3 separate regions of the Mus musculus genome follow, and regions 1 and 3 are each linked to region 2. Evidence: chromatin loops called from intact Hi-C (ENCODE). Cell type or tissue: heart. All regions are shown on one strand. Each heading gives the region's core, and the rest is flanking DNA. Links, peaks and the distances in the headings are about the cores only. Region 1 holds the start of Adam5 (a disintegrin and metallopeptidase domain 5). Region 2 holds the start of Plekha2 (pleckstrin homology domain-containing, family A (phosphoinositide binding specific) member 2). Region 3 overlaps Tacc1 (transforming, acidic coiled-coil containing protein 1).

Region 1 (7,051 bases), core at 2,029-6,028, 280 kb after region 2:
ATTTGGGCTAGGGTCTGCAAAGAAACAAGTGCCAGTGGACAGTAGAAAATCACTATGTTGCTTTTTATTACATAAATTCTGTACTTACGCTATTTGTGCCCCTTCTGCCCCTCTGCCCCCTCTAGTGCACCTACCCATCTTAAATTCATAAGTTCATTAATAATATTCCTTTAAACACACACACACACACACACACACACACACACACACACACACACACACTGCAACCCATAGAGTCTATTTATTGTTGCTTGTATGTGCATGTGCTTCGGAATTTGGGACTGGATAACCTGATGCTCCTGGAGAAAACTGGTTCTTCAGCTTGCCTGTAGCTCTTCATTGAGGGACCAGATTTATTAAAGGCTTATTAAAATTCCTTCCCTCCATCGACACTAGGGTAATGACTGCTGTCACTATTCAGGACTTGGTTAGGTTAACAGAATGCTGAGATCTCATTGACTCAGCTTCACCTGTCATGTCTAGAGGACACGGTCTCATGGCAGGAGTCCTGATTCTCTTGCTCTTACAGATGCCCCCTTCCCCATGGAAGTATTGCAGATGTATCAGTTGTGTCTGAGCACCCGAAGCTACTTGTTTTCTGCATTTGACCGGTTGTGGATTGCTGAGGACCGGCCTTGGCTTGGAGAGGGGGAGTCTGAGAGAAGAGGTGTTTGAGAATGGTGGAAAAAACGGCTTGAGGTGAAATTGTGGGTTTCAAGCTGATGGCCTATGTTCTACTTTAGGCAGCTTTCCAGATTTCTCTCTCTCCAGACAGTTCTCTCTCTCTCTCTTACAATTCTAAAAACTCTCTGGATAACTCATCTCTTACAAATCAAAATCCCAGGCTTTTATTTACATATCAACTCAGTCATTACCCCAGGTTCCCTTTTGGTTATCCCATGAACCAGCATCCCATGACCCTAGCCCCTAGAGAAAGCAAGCACACATGGCAAATGAATTCAGAGATCTGCCTGCCCTTGTAAGCATAGACAATAAGCTAGCTGGGTGGGATCCTGTTGTGGGATTACCATTTCCACCATGCCTGGGCTCAAAAGAGCTCTGTTCTAGGCTGACCTTTAACTCAGGAATCTGCCTGCCTTTGTATCTTTCTGAGAAGCTGGCTCATAGGGCAGCTGCCTCTGTTCTGTTAGGCCCATGAAGCCCCTTATATCATCTATATTGCATCCTTATATTTTGCATAGTTGAGAAATTATATTATTTTTGAACACATGTTTTCAGAGTTCTTTCCCACAGCCTTAAGAGCTGTCCTGAAGGCCTTAGTGTTTTCCATTTTTTTTTGCTAAGAACCTAGAGGCACCCTCACCTGTCTCTTGCTTATCATGGAGTCTTTAATCTTTTTTTTTTTTTTTTTTTTTTCGAGACAGGGTTTCTCTGTATAGCCCTGGCTGTCCTGGAACTCACTTTGTAGACCAGGCTGGCCTCGAACTCAGAAATCCGCCTGCCCCTGCCTCCCGAGTGCTGGGATTAAAGGCGTGTGCCACCACGCCCGGCTCGGGAGTCTTTAATCTTAACAGCAGAAGCATTCCCTGAAGGCGGAACATGAAAATATGCACATTATTATACAAACAAGCATTATGCCCTCAGCAACCATTGACACCTGTATAGGCCCATGCATGCTCTGATGGCTCTGTTCAGGGGTGGGAACCATGTCATGCTGTCCCTTGAATAGCCAACCTGGGCTGGGCAGTGGATTCCTATCATAGTCTCCATCTCTTTGCAAAAAGGAGCTTCTTTGATAAGGGATGTGAGCTTTACTTACCCGTGAGTATGCAGATGAGTATCTAGATGCACTTAGAAATTATATTGGTTTAAGAGAATTGTAGTACAGGTTCTTCTACTCTACTGTCTATAGTCTCTTCAGCCGTGGCTACTTAGCTAGGTCTATACCAAATTTACCAAGCTAGAATTCCTTCCTATTGAACGGGCCTTAAGTCTTCCTACTAGACAGCTGTTGATATAAAAGTGCCACACTTGAACTTGAGGGCTGTCTTGCCATGCTGGTCATCGTGGTTGCTCTACCCCTTTGGGAGCTTGCAGAACACTGTCAGATACTGTGAGACCCCAGCCCCAAGGAGGAGCTTCCAGGGCAGATCTACTTTTATCCAACAAGGCCTTGTGTTCACAGTGTGGTGTTTTCAGCAATAGGATTCTGTCTTCAAATCCTGTAAGGCAACCAAGGGCTTGGGCCCACTTGACCAAAAACTGCAAAGGATTCTCCATTGCATGATATTAGGATTTTTGGTAGATTGTCTGTATCTCTTGAGGAAAGCATTATCACTCACTGTGATATAACTCCACTAAAAATAGAAAAAAATCTAAATATGCATATATGATATGTATTTTTAAGTTAGTATATAAAATGTCTCCTGTAGCTTTAAAAATATTCTTTTTCTTTTTCCTATGACACATCAATAGCTCATTACTTTATTTTGTATATTAACATGTGGTCCAGGTTGAGCTGCTAAGTGCAAAAGACAATAGAGGAGAAAGGAACTTCAAGCTCGTGAAAGGGCTACAGGGTAACACATAGAGTAAGTTCTACTCCACCCTCCTCCCTACTTCAGATTGCATGAGCGTCCGCTACGTTCATGAGATAAATATTAGTGCCCAGACTGCACAACTCATGGAAAGACTGAGACCATTGAGCCATACTCTTAAAGGAGATGATGAAACTCTAACACTGCCCTGCCTTTCCCTCTGCTTCCTGCTCCCACTAACTTTCTACCATGGTGGCCCAAAACAACACTGCAAGCCTCCATAGGAGAGAATCTCCAAAACGAGAGAGAGAGAGAGAGAGAGAGAGAGAGAGAGAGAGAGAGAGAGAGAGACCAGAGAGAGAGAGAGACCAGAGAGAGAGAAACCAGAGAGAGAGAAACCAGAGAGAGAGAAACCAGAGAGAGAGAAACCAGAGAGAGAGAAACCAGGGAGAGAAACCAGAGAGAGAGAAACCAGAGAGAGAGAAACCAGAGAGAGAGAAACCAGAGAGAGAAACCAGAGAGAGAAACCAGAGAGAGAGAGAGAGAGAGAGAGAGAGAGAGAGAGAGAGAGAGAGAGAGAGACAGAGAGAGACAGAGACCTTTTCTCTTTTTAAGTTGATTGTTAGGGTGTTTCTTCCACTATCAGAACCCTGGCCAGTCCACTTTCAATATCCTAATCAATATATTCAAAATACTGTAGCGATAATTTCCAATTAAAGTGTATGTTTTCCATTCTGGAACTCTTACTGCCATTTCTTTCTCCTTTGAACCTCTATGGAACTTAAGTTCTGTCTTGAGTTCTCTATTTTCTGCTCTACTACACCTTTAATGGGCCACCAAAAAATAATAAAGCCTTAAATCAGAAAGAGATTTTTGAAAATATTCTTAATGTTATTTATCTTTCCTTTTGCCTCCTTTTCTCAGTTAAGTTTCTTGCCTCACCCTCTCATAGCAACTATGTCCCACCATCCCGCTCTCTGGGGCTCCTCCCCTCCTCTCTCCATGGCTGTTTTCCGTTTTCCTGGCTCTTGTAATTACTTCAGCTTATATATCCACACCTTTAAAAGACCAATACAAGGAGAAACGCAGGGCTGCAGAATTAGAGGGTGACAATATGATCTCGCAGAAAATGTTTTGAAAGTCTGTGCTTGACCAACGAGTGTTTTAGGGGGTGTCGTGTATGCAGCTATGAAAAACGATCAGCCATGTTAGCAACATTTTATTGTTCTCAATTCTGGGGACAGTACGCCGAAGTATCCTGGAAGATGCGTGGCTGCCGTCAGTAACCTGAATATTTTCGGATATCTTTTCCTCAGTGATGTGTAAATTTTTTTTAAAAGACATGATAAATGATACAAAGAAAATCCTTACCAGCTCTTCCTAGCCTGAAGAGTAAACCTGCAGGCATCCACCTTCCTTTTTACAGTTAGCAGGATGGTTGGTACCTGAATCTATGCATCTATCTCGTTCTCCAGCCCTTTCTGCTCTGGTTTCCCTAGCGACAACCCTGCAGGTTCAGGGCCCAGAGCTTCCGTTACTGGACACAACGCCCGCCCCGCCCAGCCTGTTGCTCCGCAGCAAAGCTCCAAGACCACCAAGGGAGCCATGTTCCTCCTTCTTTTGCTCTTTTTGCATCTTAAAGGGCTGCAGGCAGGCCAGAGTGAGTACAGAGATCAAAGCTGCTACAGGCTTCTAGCTTCTGGCTTTTGAGGGGCAGAGGCGAAGTCTGCAGCCCCCTGCTCACTGAATTAGCTTTGCTTTCCTTTTGCTCCCTTTTGGCTGCAAAGCATTCCCGGAGTGGGAATGCTTTCTTATCTGTAACTTAGATAACAACGAATGGTATCCGGGCTCCCAATTCTGTTACCATGTATGTAAATGGTAGTCTTGACTCAATTCATCACTACAAAGAAACTGACTTTTTTGTTTGTTTTGGTTTTTGTTTTTTTGTTTTGCTTTGTTTTCCGTTTAAATTCCTGGCTTGGCAACTGCTGCCCTCTAGAGTCTTTCTCGACTAATTTCTTTTAAAATTTTTAATTATTATTTTTTTTCATATTCTTTCCCCTCCCTCAGATCCTCAATACCGCCCTACCCACTCAACTTCTTCTTTTTTTAAATTGAAGTCTTGCTCTTGTTTGCATTGCTTATAATTTCACATATTGTAGAACTACAGAAAAATGACTTTAAAAACAGTGAATAAATACTATTCTTTTTTTTAATTAGATATTTTCTTCATTTACATTTTAAATGCTATCTCAAAGGTCCCCCAGACTCTCCCCCCTACCCCACTCCCCTACCCACCCACTCTCACTTCTTGGCCCTGTCGTTCCCCCATATTGAGGCTTATAAAGCTTGCAAGATCAAGGGGAATCTCTTCCCAATGATGGCTGACTAGGCCATCTTTTGATACATATGCAGCTAGAGGGGTACTGGTTAGTTCATATTGTTGTTCCACCTATAGGGTTCCAGACCACTTTAGCTCCTTGGGTACTTTCTCTAGCTCCTCCATTAGGGGCCCTGTGTTTCATCCAATAGCTGACTGTGAGCATCCACTTCTGTGTTTGCCAGGCCCTGGCATAGCCTCACAAGAGACAGCTATATCAGGGTCCTTTCAGCAAAACCTTGCTGGTGTATGCAATGGTGTCAGCATTTAGAGGCTGATTATGGGATGGATCCCCGGGTATGGAAGTCTCTAGATGGTCCATCCTTTCATCTCAGCTCCAAACTTTGTCTTTGTCCATGGGTGATTTGTTCCCAATTCTAAGAAGGGGCAAAGTGTCCACACTTTGGTCTTCATTCTTCTTGAATTTCATGTGTTTTGCAAATTGTATCTTGTATCTTGGGTATTCTAAGTTTCTGGGCTAATATCCACTTATCAGTGAGTACATATCATGTGAATTCTTTTGTGATTGGGTTACCTCACTCAGGATGATGCCCTCCAGGTCCATCCATTTGCCTAGGAATTTCATAAATTCATTCTTTTTAATAGCTGAGTAGTACTCCATCGTGTAAATGTACCGCATTTTCTGTACCCATTCCTCTGTTGAGGGGTATCTGGGTTCTTTCCAGCTTCTAGCTATTATAAATAAGCTGCTTCCATTTTGTGGAATAGTTTGTGAAGAACTAGAATTAGATTTTCTTTGAAGGTCTGATAGAACTCTGCACTAAACCCATGTGGTCTGGGCTTGTTTTGGTTGGGAGACTATTAATGATTGCTTCTGTTTCTTTAGGGGATATAGGACTGTTTAGATCATTAACCTGATCTTGATTTAACTTTGGTACCTGGTATCTGTCTAGAAATTTGTCCATTTCATCCAGGTTCTCCAGTTTTGTTGAGTATAACTTTTTGTAAAAGGATCTGATTGTGTTTTGGATTTCTTCAGGATCTGTTGTTATGTCTCCCTTTTCATTTCTGATTTTGTTAATTAGGATGCTGTCCCTGTGCCCTCTAGTGAGTGTGGCTAAGGGTTTATCTATCTTGTTGATTTTCTCAAAGAACCAGCTCCTCTATTGGTTGATTCTTTGAATAGTTCTTCTTGTTTCCACTTGGTTGAATTGCCCCTGAGTTTGATTATTTCCTACCATCTACTCCTCTTGGGTGAATTTGCTTCCTTTTGTTCTAGAGCATTTAGGTGTGTTGTCAAGCTGCTAGTGTGTGCTCTCTCTAGTTTCTTTTTGGAGGTACTCAGAGCTATGAGTTTTCTTCTTAGAAATGCTTTCATTGTGTCCCATAAGTTTGGGTATGTTGTGGCTTCATTTTCATTAAACTCTAAAAAGTCTTTAATTTCTTTCTTTATTCCTTCCTTGACCAAGGTATCATTGAGTAGAGTGTTGTTTAGTTTCCACGTGAATGTTGGCTTTCTATTATTTATTTTGTTATTGAAGATCAGCCTTAGTCCATGGTGATCTGATAGGATGCATGGGACAATTTCAATATTTTTGTATCTGTTGAGGCTTGTTTTGTGACCAATTATATGGTCAATTTTGGAGGAGGTACCATGAGGTGCTGTGAAGAAGGTATATCCCTTTGTTTTAGGATAAAATGTTCTGTAGAGATATGTTAAATTCATTTGTTTCATAACTTCTGTTAGTTTCACTGTTTCCCTGTTTAGTTTCTGTTTCCATGATCTGTCCATTGATGAAAGTGGTGTGTTGAAGTCTCTCACTATTATTGTGTGAGGTGCAATGTGTGCTTTGAGCTTTACTAAAATTTCTTTAATGAATGTGGCTGCCCTTGCATTTGGAGCATAGATATTCAGAATTGATAGTTCCTCTTGGAAGATTTTCCCTTTGATGAGTATGAAGTGCCCCTCCTTGTCTTTTTTTGATAACTTTGGGTTGGAAGTCGATTTTATTTGATATTAGAATGGCTACTCCAATTTGTTTCTTCAGACCATTTGCTTGGAAAATTGTTTTCCAGCCTTTCACTCTCCTCAGAGTAGTAGACAGGTAGCATCTGTCTTTTTCCCTGAGATGGGTTTCCTGTAAGCAGCAAAATGTTGGATCTTGTTTGTGTATCCAGTCTGTTAGTGTATGTCTTTTTATTGGAGAATTGA
Region 2 (7,051 bases), core at 1,229-5,228:
GAAAATAGAAAGTGCAGAACAAAACAGCTGCGTTAGACAGAGGGCTCCTTAGATGCTTAGGTTCTGACTAGATATCTCCAGTCTTCAGGGGACGATTCTCTACTGGAAGAATCTAGGAGTAGTTAAGCCCTATATTCTGGAGCGAATTGAGACCACTAACTAGCCGCAAAATCTTCATCAGATTTTGGAACTTATGTTGCTCTGATCCGGGGAGGTGCCCGAAACAGTCTTTGGCGTCCTTATCTCTACAGGTGAGACTCATATCGTTGGTTTAGTGCAGTGGGACAAAGCAGATGAATAAAGTCAAGATAAGGAAAATATTTCAAAATGAATTTATCAAGAGATGCTAAAGGCTGGAGAAGCTAGATACAAATGCCGCTGTCCTTTGATTTCCATTGTGTGAAATGTCCCAAATATGTAGACTGGGTGGAGAGCAAATTAGTGATTACTTAAGGCTGAAAGAAAAGAGAGAGGATGGAAATTGTCTGGAACTATACAGTGGCCACAGATGAACAGTACGTTGGATGTTACCACGGGTGCACATTAAATTGGTTAAAATGGTGTCATGTCTGGTATATGTATTTTTTGAGACAGACAGATAGACAGACAAGTTGAGTTGAAGCCCTGCTCTGAGGTGTTTGTTAGAGGACGTGAAGGGGTTATCTGAGAAGCCGGGGAAACCAGGATGCTAGAAGGGGTTTCCGTGCAGAAATTATCGTCTACTCCCGGAGGCAGCAGTAAGGAGGCTCTCGGTGAAGTATGAGCCTTCCTCAGCTCCGGGTCTTGCTCTCCCCCAGGGAGTAAAGCTGACCTCAACTGTGCTGAGGCTCACTCAAAGCTACCAGTCGGTGAGATTCACTACCTGTCACAGAGGCTCTTCTGGCTCTTCAGGATATTGAAGGCGGATTTCTCTGCGGCCCAGAAGGGTACACACAGGTTCCTACCTTGTCTTTGTTGGAAACTGAGGCCTTTGGCTTCTCTGCCTGCCAGGCAGCCAATACAGTAGTGCTCAGAAAATATTTGTGGGTCTGTGACTGGGTGAGTCAGGCAGGCCTCACAGGAGCCGTTTTATGGGTTTTAATAGGAACCATACCGTGAAATCCGAAGCACCACGGCACTGCTGCTTAGCGATCACCCCAGCGGGAGTTTTGGGCAGCACTCATTCAGCAAATTTAACCTGAGCTGATGGTTTAGAGCAGCCTCCATTTTACGGTAAAAATGACCATCTCGTTAAAAAAAAAAAAAAAAAAAAGTACATAGCACCTTTGTGTAGGAAGGAAACCCCGCAAGAATTGACTCGCTTGACCCAGATATAGAAACTGAGGCACTGAGCGGGGTCACGGGTCACCAGCTGCCTAAGGAATGGGAGCCGGTTAGGAGAAATGCTACTTGAAGCCCCAATGCAGGGCAAGGGACCTCCTCAAACGTACAAAATTGACGTTGATGTTTATTTCAAGGGAAATGGCTCCCCTCTCCCCACCTCGTTTTCTTTTCCTTCCTCATTCAGAGCATAATGTTCTAAAGCAAACGTCTTTTTTTCACACCTGAGCGAACTGGGCGGCTCATTTTCGCTTTGGCTATCAAAATAGAAGAGGAAGCGCCTGCGGTTTCATCAGGGGAGCTTTCGGGGCGTGTGCTGCCGGGCGTCCCGCCTTCCTGCCGGCTCACCTGGCTGCAGCCCTCAGCCCCCAGGCTGCCAGGCTGCCTTTGCCTCGCACCGTACTTCCCACCCGCGAAGCCAGGCCTAGTCCTGCAGAGCTTCCGGGGGCGACTTTTTCACTACACACTCCGAGTACCTTGGACCCACACGGCTGACATCAGCATCCTCCTCCCCGCCCCCAGCCCCCAAAGCCGCATCTCTCGGTGCTCGGTCCCTGGGCTGACAATTTTACCGTAAAATTGAGTCCACTTTGTCTGCCTGGCGTTACTTATATTTAAATGTCAATGTCTCCACGAGGGAGGCCTGCGTTAGACCGGACAGACCTGCCCTCTACTGACTGGGGACCCAGAACAAGTTACCTAATGTCTTGGAGTCTCGGTTTCCTCATCGGCCCCAGCACCGGATTGATACCTACGGGTTGCTGTGTGACTGAAGGGCGAGGGCGCTGGAGTTCTGTCTGGTCACCCTAGGCTGAACCTATCGAATCCAGCTTCTCTTTCCCACTTCTCTCCGTGCTCCAAGAAGGGCCAGGCAAGCTGGGTCAGGGCGTTGGCGACCCTCTTAGCTCCGGGGGGTGCACTTTAGACCGCAGGGGGCGATGCGTTCCTCTCTCCACCCCTAAACTCCCAACGCCCCCTCGCCCTCCGGGCAGCCGCGGTTTGGGCCGGCTGCACAGTGCGCAGAAGTAGGCTCGGGACGTGACGGTCGAGCACCCCATCGCGGACACCTGCTGCAGCCGGGTTACATCCCACCAACCTCCTCCCCCCCGCCATCCCCCGCTGCTGTCCCCTCGAGGTCTCCGCACCCCTCTCCTCCCCCCTGGAGGCCCGAGGAGCATTGTACTCACATCCGGGGCTGGGTTTTGCTTTAATGTGAAACGAAATTAACCCGGAAAAAAAGAGTCGAGAGACGGCCTTGGAGGACAGCTGAGGATAAGGGAGAAGTGTGCCGCAGGACAGGCGGGAAGCGAAGCCCCGAGGCGCAGAGCTCTGGGACCCGATGCGACCCTTGCTGCGCAGAGCGCGGTGAGTCGGGCAGAGAGGCGCAAGGGTCCGGGCGCGGAGGGCAGAGAGGGGAGCAGGGCGGCTGGGTTTGCTTGGTGGCGCCAGTCCGGGTGGTGGACGGCGACCGGAGGTGGCCCAATGGGCCACCTCCCCTAGCTCCCAGGAAAGCCCCAAATGCAGCCCCTCCTCCAGTGCACTGGCGCCTCCTGGGTGACCAAGGTCGCCACCGCCAGGGGTCGGGCTGTGGGGTGGGGCGTGTGGGGGCGGTGTCCTGTGGAGCTGCAGATTCTCACGTTTGCAGCGGCGAAACTTCTCCGAGGTTCAAGCACAGGGGTGGTAGCCCCTCAAGGACTGCCCGGGCAGCGGGTAGGGGAGGAGCGCAGAGAACGTCCCAGGCAAGTCCCTCAGGCACGAGTTGGGTGTTGGAGCCTCTTCCTTCTCCTTCTCACTCCTTTTTAACTTGGCGCGGGCCTAGAATGCTACCCTGGGGAGACTCCTCCTTTCGTCTGCTCCCGCCATGGGCTTCTGGGATTCCTGGCAATGGAGGTGACTTGGTGGAAAACGTAGGTCGGTTCCAGGTTAGGTAACCCTTTCGAGGGGAAGCCTCAAAAGGCTGTCCCCTTTAACGTCCGCGCTTCCCTGTTCTGCTCAGCCATGGAGACTTAAAATTTAAAAGGAAAAGAAAAGAAGAAAGGAGAGATGGGGCCAGGTCGTGTGGGAAGGGAAAAAAAGTATCAGGGCATGACCAGGGCACCCTTGTACACCTTCTGCCCTGGGCAGCCCTGCCCCGAGTCTTTCACCTTTAAGGCTTCCTTCCTTCGTGAACATCTTCCGTTTGTACTCCTTCTGTCCCTGATTGGACTCAATTAAGAGTTTTTCAGAGGCGCATAAACACTAGAGGAGGAGCAGGGGAGAACGAACCAGTTGCGGCTCCTGGGAGCATTTTGGTTTGCAGTAGAGGCTGAAGTTCCAAAATTGTGCTAGTGTTCTTAATGTCTTTGATTAGCTGTCCCCCATCCCCCACTCTTTCTTTGTTGCCTCCCACTCCTCCACCCCCCCACCCCCCTCCAGGAGGAGTATAACGCTTCCAGCAACAGCTAAGCAGAAGACACAGGAAGGGTAGAAGTTTTATCTTCAACTTGGTTGCATCTAGTGACTTGTTAATAATAATGATAATAACTTGGTAATAAGAACGTACTGAGTTAGCAGTGGGCCAGCAGCTCACCGGGTCTTTAGGGAGTTGTCAGACTAGTGAAGGACCCTGGCTGTGCAGAGCATCAAACTGGAGTCCCTGGTGTTTGGAGAAGCCAGAGGAGGATTTCTGAAGCATAATCAGTGGCCTTGGCAGAGTTTAGCTTTCCCTGGGTGCTGCCTGAGGCAGGGTTCTAAGAAGAGTAGAGTTTGTTGAGCAAATGAATGAAAGCTATCACTGAGAAGAAACAGAAGAAAGGTGGGGCCTCAGGTTGTGTCAGGCAACGTTTCTCTAGCTATTGTCTTTAGACTGATGAGTCCTTTGGCTGTATCTGCAGATGTCTTTTTACAGATTACTGGTACCCTTAGTGGAGTTTTAGCTGGCTTACATGGGAGTCTTACCTACCTCTTAACTGGCGAATTTCTACCCGGGATCAATTTGGGAACTGCCTGTCCTTTGGTGGAGAGATGGCACACCCTTCTCTTCCCTTACATTAGTGCTTGCTGCTTCTCCCTTGTGTGAAAGGAAGTAGGGCCTGCAACCTCCCTCATGTCATCCCAGTGACGTGAAGAGAGCTCAGATCTCTTGGGATTGGGGTTTTTATTGAGGGACACAATCCATCCTGGACACACACAGGGTTTGGTTGTTGGCTGCTGCTGAAGCAACTCTGCAGATGTGGGAAAGGGACAGCAGAATGTATCTCCAGATAGAGAGCTTGCCTTGCAAAGCCCCCCCTCACCTGACCCCCCCTACCCTCCAGCCCCAGAGGGGGTGAGGGAGGGAGACAAGTGTTAGCTGGCCCACCAAACCCCAGGAGAGCAGCAGTCCTGCACTTGCTCCCAGGTGTGTGCTACAACACTAGACGACCAAGGAGCAGGAACACGGCCATGTGTGCATCCCGCTGATACTTCCTCGAGTCGATACAGGTGCACATCTGGGCGATGTCCCTGTGGCCGGCTAGATGGCTCAGATTGAACTGGATGTAGACTGCTGACGCTTTTTGGGTCTCAGAAAGCAAGGAGGCTTTCTTTATTCTGTCCCCTCCAGGGGGCCTTGGTTGCTAGGAGTTTGGGCTGGGCACAGCGCTCCCCTTGTGAGATCTCTCCTCCATGAACAGTTTGGGCAGTCTTACTTTCACTTTCTTGTCTGTCTTGGTTTAAGCGGGATAGGACTCAGCAATCTAATCTGCTAGGCTTTGGAAAGGAAGGAAGCAGAACAAACATTATTGCAGTGTGACAGGCTGTGGGGAGAGAAAAACCCCTGCCCTGCCCAGCAGAAGCCAGTAACCAAGAGAAAGGATTGGCTAGACTGGGAAGATGGGCACCATCCTTTGGGGGATTGTATCTGGAAGACCTTTGATCCAAATCTTGGCTCCCAGAATCTCAAAACACATGCTTTCCCATCGAACACACAGGTTTAAACAGCCCCTTTGCCTCCCCATTCCTTGGCCCGGGGTTTACTGGTTAGCAGTTAAGAATTTCCAACACATTATTTATTTAAGTCGTCAGAGTGATTGTCTCTGTTGCAAATGAGGAAACAAGTTCAGGAGAGCCCAGCGGTTTGTCCATGTTTGAACCCAGGTTCTCTTCACTCTAAACCCTTTAAAGCTTCCTGTGCTATGGGGATGGGTGATGGAGGTCGGCTGATTCTTTTTTGGTGGTCATGGATCTCTCTCTCTCTCTCTCTCTCTCTCTCTCTCTCTCTCTCTCTCTCTCTCTCTGCAAAAGTTTGAAACTACAAATATTGATCCTTGCCACCTGCTTATCTAAGCCTCGCCACACCCAGCCTTTCTTCCTTCCCTAAATCTAGAGACAGGGTTTGAACAGACAGACACACGTAGGCCATAGTGTACACTTTGCAGGAGGGCAGGCGAGAGAGGGGAAACACGTAACTATGGGTGCCTTCCTTCTCATGTGCAGTCCCGGAGGAAGATCCCCCCAACCCCCCACCTCTACCCCTCCCACCCCCACCCTGCCTGCAGTGAGCCTGTTGCTTAGTGTCTTCTGAGTAGGGGGGCTTTCAGGTTCTGAGCTCTGTGGAGCTCAGCTTCTCCAGGCTATTTATATCCCAGATGTGGCCGCCTGCCTGCCTGCCTGCCTGCCTGCCTGCCTTCTCGCTCAAGGACCTTTCTGGGAAGGTGATCTGATGAGCCTTTATTTCTTGCCTGCGGCCCCTCCAACTGTGTTTTCTCCCAATGTAGATGAGAGGAGAGGTCCAGAAGGTTTCAGATATCTCATTGGTGTTGTCTTCTTTTGTCTTCCTTCCAATCAATGTTCTTGTCCTTTAAATTTTTCTCCCTGGCTCTGTATCTTCCTCCTCCCCCAAAATCCTGGGATCCAGAGGAGGTCAGGCTGTCTGAGGGTCAAACTGGCAGCCCTCTTTCTGAACCTCCCCATTCCTGAAGATGTTTGCATTCCTCACCCAGGCTTCCGCTGGGGACACAGGACCCGGGGTCGGTACATTCCCTTCTCTTCAGGGTTACTCCTCCTCCAGCCACAGTTTGGAATTTGCTCTAGTGACCAATGCAAAATGTGAGGACACTGTGGCTGGATTCTGGAAACTCTCGGGCTCTGTCTACCCTGTGGCCGGGCTAAGGGATTACCTCCAGAGTGGCTGTGCTGTGTGCTCTTGTTTTCCCAGGGCCATTAGCATTTATTTTTGAGGCTTTACCGATCTGTGGGCACACTGTATATGAAGGCGGCATGATCGTGACTGCTGCTCTTACCTCCACACCCAGGTCCTGTCTGAGACCTCTGATGTCATTTCCTGTACACTTTCTCCTTATGAGTTTAACAGATCCAGGTCAGAGTCTTCACTACTGCCACTGGGGCTGTCTCTCCAGATCTTCTGCTCTTGGAGGACAAAAGGGGAGGCAAATCCAGAACCACCATCTAAGCTCTTACTAGTTATAATTCTAGAAAGTTCCTGTCTTATTAACATGGACTAATGTGAGAGAAATCTCTAAATATGAACAAAAAAAAGAATCTTAAAAAATGCATTTTCTTACTGAAACATTTTAAATACGTTTACATGTGTGTGTATGTGTGTTTGTGTGTGTGTGTGCATGCCCAAGTGTGTGTGTGTGTGTGTGGAATAGGGGCATGTCCACATTGGCAAGTATTCTACAGATAAGCTACTCTCTGGCCCAAACCATAATTTTGTTGTTGTTGTTGAGAATTTTATTCATGCATCTGT
Region 3 (7,051 bases), core at 1,132-5,131, 55 kb before region 2:
CTTTGCTTTTCCCAAGTTTGTGACATTTCTAATTTTGTGGCAACTGTGTGGGTTTATCTTCCCAGCTCCTGTTTGATGTTTTTATGACCTAGTTAATGTTTTAAGTTTTCAGTATCAGCAGTTTTACTGAAGGGGGCAGTCTGAGTCATCGTCACTAACACTTGGGGCTCCGAACTCCCTTTTAGTTACAGACGGACTCATGCATGTGTTCTCTACATTCTGCCGCTTTTCCCCTGAGGCATATCCAGATAAGACCCTCTGGGGAGGAGCGTAGTTACAGAAAGAAATGTAGGCTCTTATTTTGAAACAGAGCCCTAGGTCTAAAAGCCAGCTTCAGACTCGGTAGGGGCTGGGAACCTAGCTCTACTGGGGAGTGCTTCCGGTACACAGAGCCCTGGGTTCGGCCCCCAGAACTACAAACACTGGATATTGGAGTGCATGCCTGTGATCTCAACTCTCCAGAGGTGGAGGCAGGATGACCATAAGTCCAAGGTCACCCTCAACTACATAGCCTCTTGGAGGCCAGCCTGGACTATGTGAGTTCTTGCTTCAAACAAGGAGTGAGTGGAAGCATGGGGTATCCCAGCTAGTGGGAGGCAGGACAGGAAGATCACTTGAGCCCAGAGTTTAAGGACAGCAGTGCACTAGGCAAACAGTCCTTTTCTTAGAAATCAAACACCCAAACCAAACCTTGAGTCAGGGTGGAAAGGCTGAGGATACGAGGGCCAGGGGTCATAGCTTTCATGGCTAAGGAAGATTTGCCGTGCTGTCTGCTGCCCCGGTGTTTGGATACCCCAGGACCTCAGCATGGTCCCTTATGCTCATACCAAAAGCAGCAGCGTGGCCTCCCTCAGAGCTGGCCTTGGATGCATGCGTCCACCCCGGGGCCGATGAGTCTCTAAAGCAAAGTCAACTTCTGTTATTTATTTGAACCGCACACCAGTGGGATGTGGGAAAGGTTTAGTTGATCTTGTTAAAAGATGACAGAAGCCCACATTACCAGCCAGAGAGTGAAGAGCCTAGGTTTTCCCTGTTTAAAGGCACGGCACCCTTTTAGAGACTTAAAAATAACAGCAACAGCAACTGCTTTCATACTGGAGATGGGCTTTTAAACAGAACGGGCCGGCCGTAAAGAGTCCTCTGGCTCGTTCTCCAAACCAGCCCCTGGGAATATTCTAAACAAAGACTGCTTGAATGCTGGGAAGGGGAGCAGGGGGGGAGGTCCACAAGACAAAGCAAAATTCTATGAACTCAGACTGGACTTACCCTGAGGGCGTTAATCCCCAAATAGACATTTCCCTCTTTGATGCTAGTGACTTCTTTCCATCTATCTAACAGGCAAAGTCAAGTCCACTCAAGTTTTGATGCCTTTTTTTTTTTTTTTTTTTTTTTTTTGCCTTAATCTTATACCCTGTGTCTTCATGGTAAATGTGCACTATTTAGCACACAGGCATATCCCTCCTTGTAAAACCATTGCATGAGCCGACTTCAGCAATGAATTGTGCCTCATGGAGAACCTCCATAGATCTTAAAAACAGTGTTCCTTTAGCAGTGTGTTGCCATGTGCTGTAACTTTTAGCCCCAGGGAAGTGAGTAATGTCTTTTCAAGCTAGAAATCACATTTTTGTCAATATGCATTTATTATAACCGGTGCTTAGGTTAGGCTATATTCTGAGGCCTACTGTCTTTTAACATTTTGTACAAAAAAGAAGAAAAAAAACCCCAACAACCCACAAGCAGACAGAAGTTATCTGTGGTTGGAGAAATGGCTTGACAATCATTTGGGCTCTGAATTTTGTCACAGTGGCTTAATGCAAAGCCCATAGCAGTAGACATAGTGTCATGTTCAAGTGTCTTCAAGGGTCATAACCAATGTCAGCTTAGCCGTCTTCCGCAAGGGAAGTTAATTTTGCATTTTAAGAAGCAACGCAGGAATTCTTGCTAGTGTTACGGCGGCATCAGTGTGCGCTCATTTTATATTGACTTATTTTCAGTATGGAAAGCTTAAGAGGGTCTCCATCGGAAATCTCTTGTTCCCTGATTTTTTTTTTCTTTTAATAGTACTGAGATTGTACCCAGGGTCTTGAACATGCTAAGCAAGTGCTTTATCATGGAACTGTATCTTCCCCTGTCATCTTTCTAAGCATGCATATTTTTAAAGTGTCCTGTGCTGTGCTGTATGTTAGGCATAGGAGAGGAGCAGTGGCTGTCCCTCCCTGCACACTGGCAGACGGGCCTTGAATAACAGGCCCTGCTAAATGAAGCTGCCGTACAGGGGACATGAACTAGCCCTCTAAGCAGTGTTTGCCAGTGGCCTCTTAGTCATCACCATTACCAGGAAAATGTTCACAACGTCCAGCTTTCGAAGATCCTCCGCCAAGAATAAGAATGTAGCTTGCACAACTGGCAAATTAAGAAAATATACTAGGCAGAGTAAAGTCTATTTATTTATTTTGTTTTAATTATATAAGCCCTAAAAAGCTTTTTAGCACCCTGGAGAGTAAAAAATATAAAGTCGTCTTCAACACACGCTAGGGGCCAAAAGCTTCTTTGTTAGGTGATTAGAAGGGGGGACCAGGCATGGTGGCACATGCCTATAACCCTAGCACCCTGGAGGCAGAGGCAGGGACTAAAAGTTCAGGCCTCGACTGGGCTATACCGTGGGGCCCTTGTTTTCAAAGACTTGAAAGCTGTGTCTGGTGGTAGCGTTTGCCGACCATGTGCCAGGCACTGTTGCCAATCCCCAGCACTGTCAAACAAGATATAAAACACAGGAGAAAGGCTCACAGTGGCTTGTGGGATATTAGACGATCTCATTGAGAACCGTTTCTTCAGTTCTGCTTTGCCAAAGTACAGGCAATTCTTAACCTGTCCGTCAGCATTACAGACTGACCCAGCTTACGGTGGGTCGGAAAGCAGTGCTCGCTCTGTTTGGAGACCGGGAATTCCCCTACACTTCATATTCTCTGAAGCTCTAATGTGGATTCAGGCATCTTGAGAAACAGACCAAATTAGGAAGTCCTGAAGCACAGGGCTGGGAGGCCCAGAGTGGATGGGATGAAATCCCTGATTTCAGGGTTATAGCTTAACGCTAAACTTCCTTTCCAGCCAGTGGCCCTGTTCCCCCTGCAGACATGCCTGTGTACAAAAGCTTGCTCAATCGCTCGCTCACTGGGCAGCCCTGGGCTGAGCATGGCAGGCCAAAGACTTCCCTTTCAGCAAAGATGGCGCAGGCTAGAAAGGGCACTCTGCGGCTCACAGTCTCTTTAGGATCTGTGGCCTAAGTTCAGGGCATGCTGAATTGAAAGTGGCGTGGCCCTTCTGAAGCCCCCTTCCCAATTCCCCGGGGCTCCATTTCAGATGATCTCTCTGCTCAGCTGTTCCTGCTGTGTCTCTGTAGGACTGTGGCCCTCTAAGCTCCCTCTCAGGTTTTGTTTGTTTGTTTTTTTTTTAAAGTCTTCTTGGGAAGAGAGAATATAGATGTTGAAAGAGTAAATGATTTAGGCAAGGAATTTAAAGATGTATCTATTATAGAGAATTTTAAAGGTAACAGATTACTATTTACTTACTAATGAACAGATAGGGTCTGGGAGTCCCAGAACACCAAGCCAAAGGTTGAAGAAATCACCTTTCAAAAAGTTTTAATAATGAATTTATTTCCTGATGTCCAGGAAAGGTTTGACTGGCCTCCAGGTTACGATTTTTTTTTAAGCAATTTAACAGGGCTGGGGATGTAGCTCAGTTGGTGACACACTTGCTCAGCATGCACACGTCCCTGGATGTCATCCTCCACCCCCCCACCCCCCAGTTCTGGGGGAAAAAAAAAGAAAAATTTACTACTAAGTCCTTCCTGTGTGGAGAGAAAAGGGAACTGCATATAGAGCCAGTGCCTCTCCATAGGCCTTCTGCTAGAACAGAGTAAGGCAAGCACTTGGCACTGCATAGACTGCACTTCTCGTAGTTTCCATCTGAATGCAGCCCCCCTGTCCGTGCCTCTCCGCATGCAGTTAGATTTGGACAAATAAGATTCCTGAGGAATGACTCTCTTAATTGCGCCGCGGTTCCAGCTTTATGTAAACACACACACACCCCAGTTATAGTTCTAGTTTGGAGATGCTGCTGCCATGTTGGCCTCAGGTAGGCTGTGTGATGTTTTCACCACTCAGAGGCCGCCAAGTGTGGGGCTGAGGTCTGGCCTGAACCTTCCCTGTATGGTGTCTTCAATACCAACTGTCAGGATGCCTCTCTTAGGCCCCTGCCTTCTCGTAGTTTCTGAGAAGGCCCAGCAAAAATGCTTCCCACCCTCAGTTAATAGTAACTGATTCTACTATTTGTAATCTTTCAAATGGACACATAGAAATCTGAACTCTGAAACCACATCCAGACCAGATACAGGGCAGTGTGACGGTCACACCCGCAGCCTTGGCTTTGACCCTTGCAGTCCTTGGGACAGGATTCAGGCACCCTGTTAAGTCTCCAAGGCATCGGTCAGCTTTCCAGTCCTGCTGTTAGCGAGTCTGTGTTTGCCAATACATACCCACTGTACTAACGTGCCAAGTGTTTATTGCACATTTGCTCCCACTGTGTCCCAACAACCCCAGCCCCTCCCCTGCCTCCTCGTGCCCTGGAGTGCGTGAGGAGACCCTCACTGGGGTGGAGGTGGAGGGAGGCACACACTGCCTTGACTCCTGCTGTCAGGACGGTGTTGTGTGGAGCAATCATCCTCATAGATTTTATACACATAGTAATTTCCCTTTTTATATGTCAGGTAAATATTTGTAAAAGTTATACTCACACAAAAGAAATTATTATGATAATTACTAATATATTTTTTCCATGTTTCATTGCCTGAATAAAAACCGTTTACCACTGTTGCATCCGGGGTGTGTTGTCTTCCCTGGCCGTCAGTTTTCTTACCCATGACTGTTTACTGAAGCCTCCGGATTTCTGTCTGAATACAGAAAGCGTGGCATTTCCTTGCTCTCGTTCTCCGGGGCTTCATGCATTTCATTGGGCATGTAATTGAAAATAAAACAAACTCTGGAATTCCGACCTCGGCTGTAGAAACCACCATGACGGCATCTGTGCAACACAACTTTTGCTGAGTGCTCTGTGGTCTCGCCAGAAGTCGGTCCACCCTGGCGTTTTGTTCAAACCCGCAGAAGCAAAGCTGCTCCAAGCTCTCCAACTTTCGGAAGGGCCCAGGTGAGCAGGAGCTGGGTAGAAAGTAGCTGGTGCTTCATGCGTTTCCTAGGTCTGAGTAAGGACTTTACACACACTAGTTGGGCGGGCTCTCCATCTAGGGGTGGGCCAGGGTAAAACTGGAAGAGAAGAGCGGATAGCAGAGGAATCAGGAACTCCCTTCCCTGCTTATTTTGAGGCTCTGCATACTACTCGCCAGCCTGTGGTGGTTCTGGTTTTGGGGCAGTGCAGGGCACTTTGTCCTTCTCACCAGTGTGTTCTGGCTGTAGAGGAAATGCTAGCTACAACAGGTCTCATTTTCTTAGCATTATTGGGGAGATAAGATGAAAATTTGCCGCCTTAGATAAACCATCTTGTTTTTTTTGTTTTAGTCAAAAGTAGGAGCCAGGCATGGTGGTGGTGCACTCTTTCAGTCCCAGCACTTGGGAGTTAGAAGCGGGTGGATCTCCGTGAGTTTGAGCCCAGCCTGGTCTACATACAAAGCTCAAGGACACTCAGGGCTACATGGAGAAACTCTGTCTCAAAGGAAGGCCCCTTTGCCTGATAGAAGTCTTTGGCATGGAAGGATGAGGCAACAGTTTAGCCTTGGTTGGGGAGAGCACATAGGCCCCTCGTTTAGGTAGAGAATACTAGCAGGGAGCTGAGATTCTTGAGTTCCCAAGACTCTCTTTTAGAAGCATTGCCTATGAGGCAAGATACTCCTTGCGACCATCCTGGAAGCTGTGATCCTGCCTCCTGCATGTTGGATTACAGGCTCTATCTAATTTCTCTTAAAATCACAAACCCCACCTGAGATGTGTGTACTAAAAGCGGCCACACCGGAAGCGCATGTTCCCTTTGGCTTACATGGTCCAGAAGCATGACGTTGCTAGCCCATATTACGGTGACAGAAGAGTCTGGCTTTCGATCCCAGACCCAGTTCCAAGTCTAGGCTAGATATCATGCTCTGTACTGTCTTAAGTTTTTGCTTATTTTATGTGCATGAGTGTGTGGTGGTTTCAATAAGAATGACCACCATAGCTGGGCAGCAGTGTCGCACGCCTTTAGTCCCAGCACTTGGAAGGCAGAGGCAGGTGGATTTCTGAGTTCAAGGCCAGCCTGGTCTACAGAGTGAGTTCCAGGACAGCCAGGACTACACAGAGAAACCCTGTCTCATGGGATAGGTGGTGGTGGTGGTGGTGAGAAGAATGACCACCATAGGCTCAAATATTTGAATGCTTAAGTCACCCGGGACTGGAACTATTTGAAAGGATTAGAAGGGTTAAGAGGTGGGTGTGGCCCTGTTGAGGAAATGTGTCGCTGGAGGTGGGCTTTGATGTTTCAAAAGGCCCTGCCAAGCTAGGGTCTTTGTGCCTGGAGATCAGAGCGTAAAGCTCTCGGTCAGTGCTGCAGTACCTCTGCCTGCCTGCCTGTCACCACCATGCTTCCCTCCATGATAATGGACTGAACCTCTGAAATGCTGAACAAGCCTTCAACTAAATGGCTTCTCTTATAAGAGTTGTCTTGGTCATGGTGTCTCAGCAATAGAACAGTGAGTCAGCCAGGTTGTTTTGTGTCTGTGTCTGTCTGTCTGTCTGTCATCTGTGTGCCAGGTGCCCCCTGGAAGCCAGAAGAGAGTGTTGGTTACAGGTGCTTGTGAGCCACTGTGTAGGTGCTAGGAGTCCATCTCAGGTCTTCTGGAAGAGAAGAGCAGCCGGTGTGGTCTTAAACACAGAACAGAGCCTCTCCAGCCCCAGCCTGCTGTGCTTTAGATCTTCCTTAGTTTCCTACCTGACCAAGGCGACTCAGTCCGTCAACAGGTTCTCCAGTGCAGGAGTGAGGATTGAAGAAGCAAAAAGACAATTAGACA

Evidence for each region. Peaks named below come from ENCODE experiments on the same cell type or tissue, not always from the same donor. Only the 100,000 strongest peaks of a DNase experiment are listed, where the experiment ranks them.
Region 1: it touches region 2 in a loop (4-fold over the local background); 3 of 42 quality-filtered maps call a loop at or near these places.
Region 3: a loop joins it to region 2, with 2.5 times the contacts of the local background. A loop is called at or near these places in 8 of 42 quality-filtered maps.

What each region holds. Positions count from the first base shown.
Region 1 is chr8:24,821,047-24,828,097 of GRCm38, reverse strand. Adam5 (a disintegrin and metallopeptidase domain 5) reads left to right here and starts at 3,729. Exons shown (of 21, transcript NM_007401.3): 1 at 3,729-4,158. The coding sequence starts at 4,104. In heart, for the core only: a CTCF peak has its summit at 4,486 (motif pointing left); no DNase peak of the experiment used is centred there; H3K4me3 peaks cover 1,105 bases; H3K27ac peaks cover 596 bases.
Region 2 is chr8:25,097,668-25,104,718 of GRCm38, reverse strand. It overlaps Plekha2 (pleckstrin homology domain-containing, family A (phosphoinositide binding specific) member 2), which reads left to right and starts at 2,908. Exons shown (of 12, transcript NM_031257.3): 1 at 2,908-3,059. It overlaps 5830408C22Rik (RIKEN cDNA 5830408C22 gene), which reads right to left and starts at 2,540. Exons shown (of 2, transcript NR_155282.1): 1 at 2,508-2,540. In heart, for the core only: CTCF peaks have their summits at 2,886 and 4,883; DNase peaks (open chromatin) are centred at 2,508, 2,878, 4,448, 4,768 and 3 weaker places; H3K4me3 peaks cover 3,974 bases; H3K27ac peaks cover 3,962 bases.
Region 3 is chr8:25,152,378-25,159,428 of GRCm38, reverse strand. Tacc1 (transforming, acidic coiled-coil containing protein 1) reads left to right here. Exons shown (of 13, transcript NM_177089.5): 13 at 1-4,877. Mir8108 (microRNA 8108) reads left to right here and starts at 196; the gene lies at 196-304. In heart, for the core only: no CTCF peak of the experiment used is centred there; DNase peaks (open chromatin) are centred at 2,308 and 3,148; H3K27ac peaks cover 255 bases.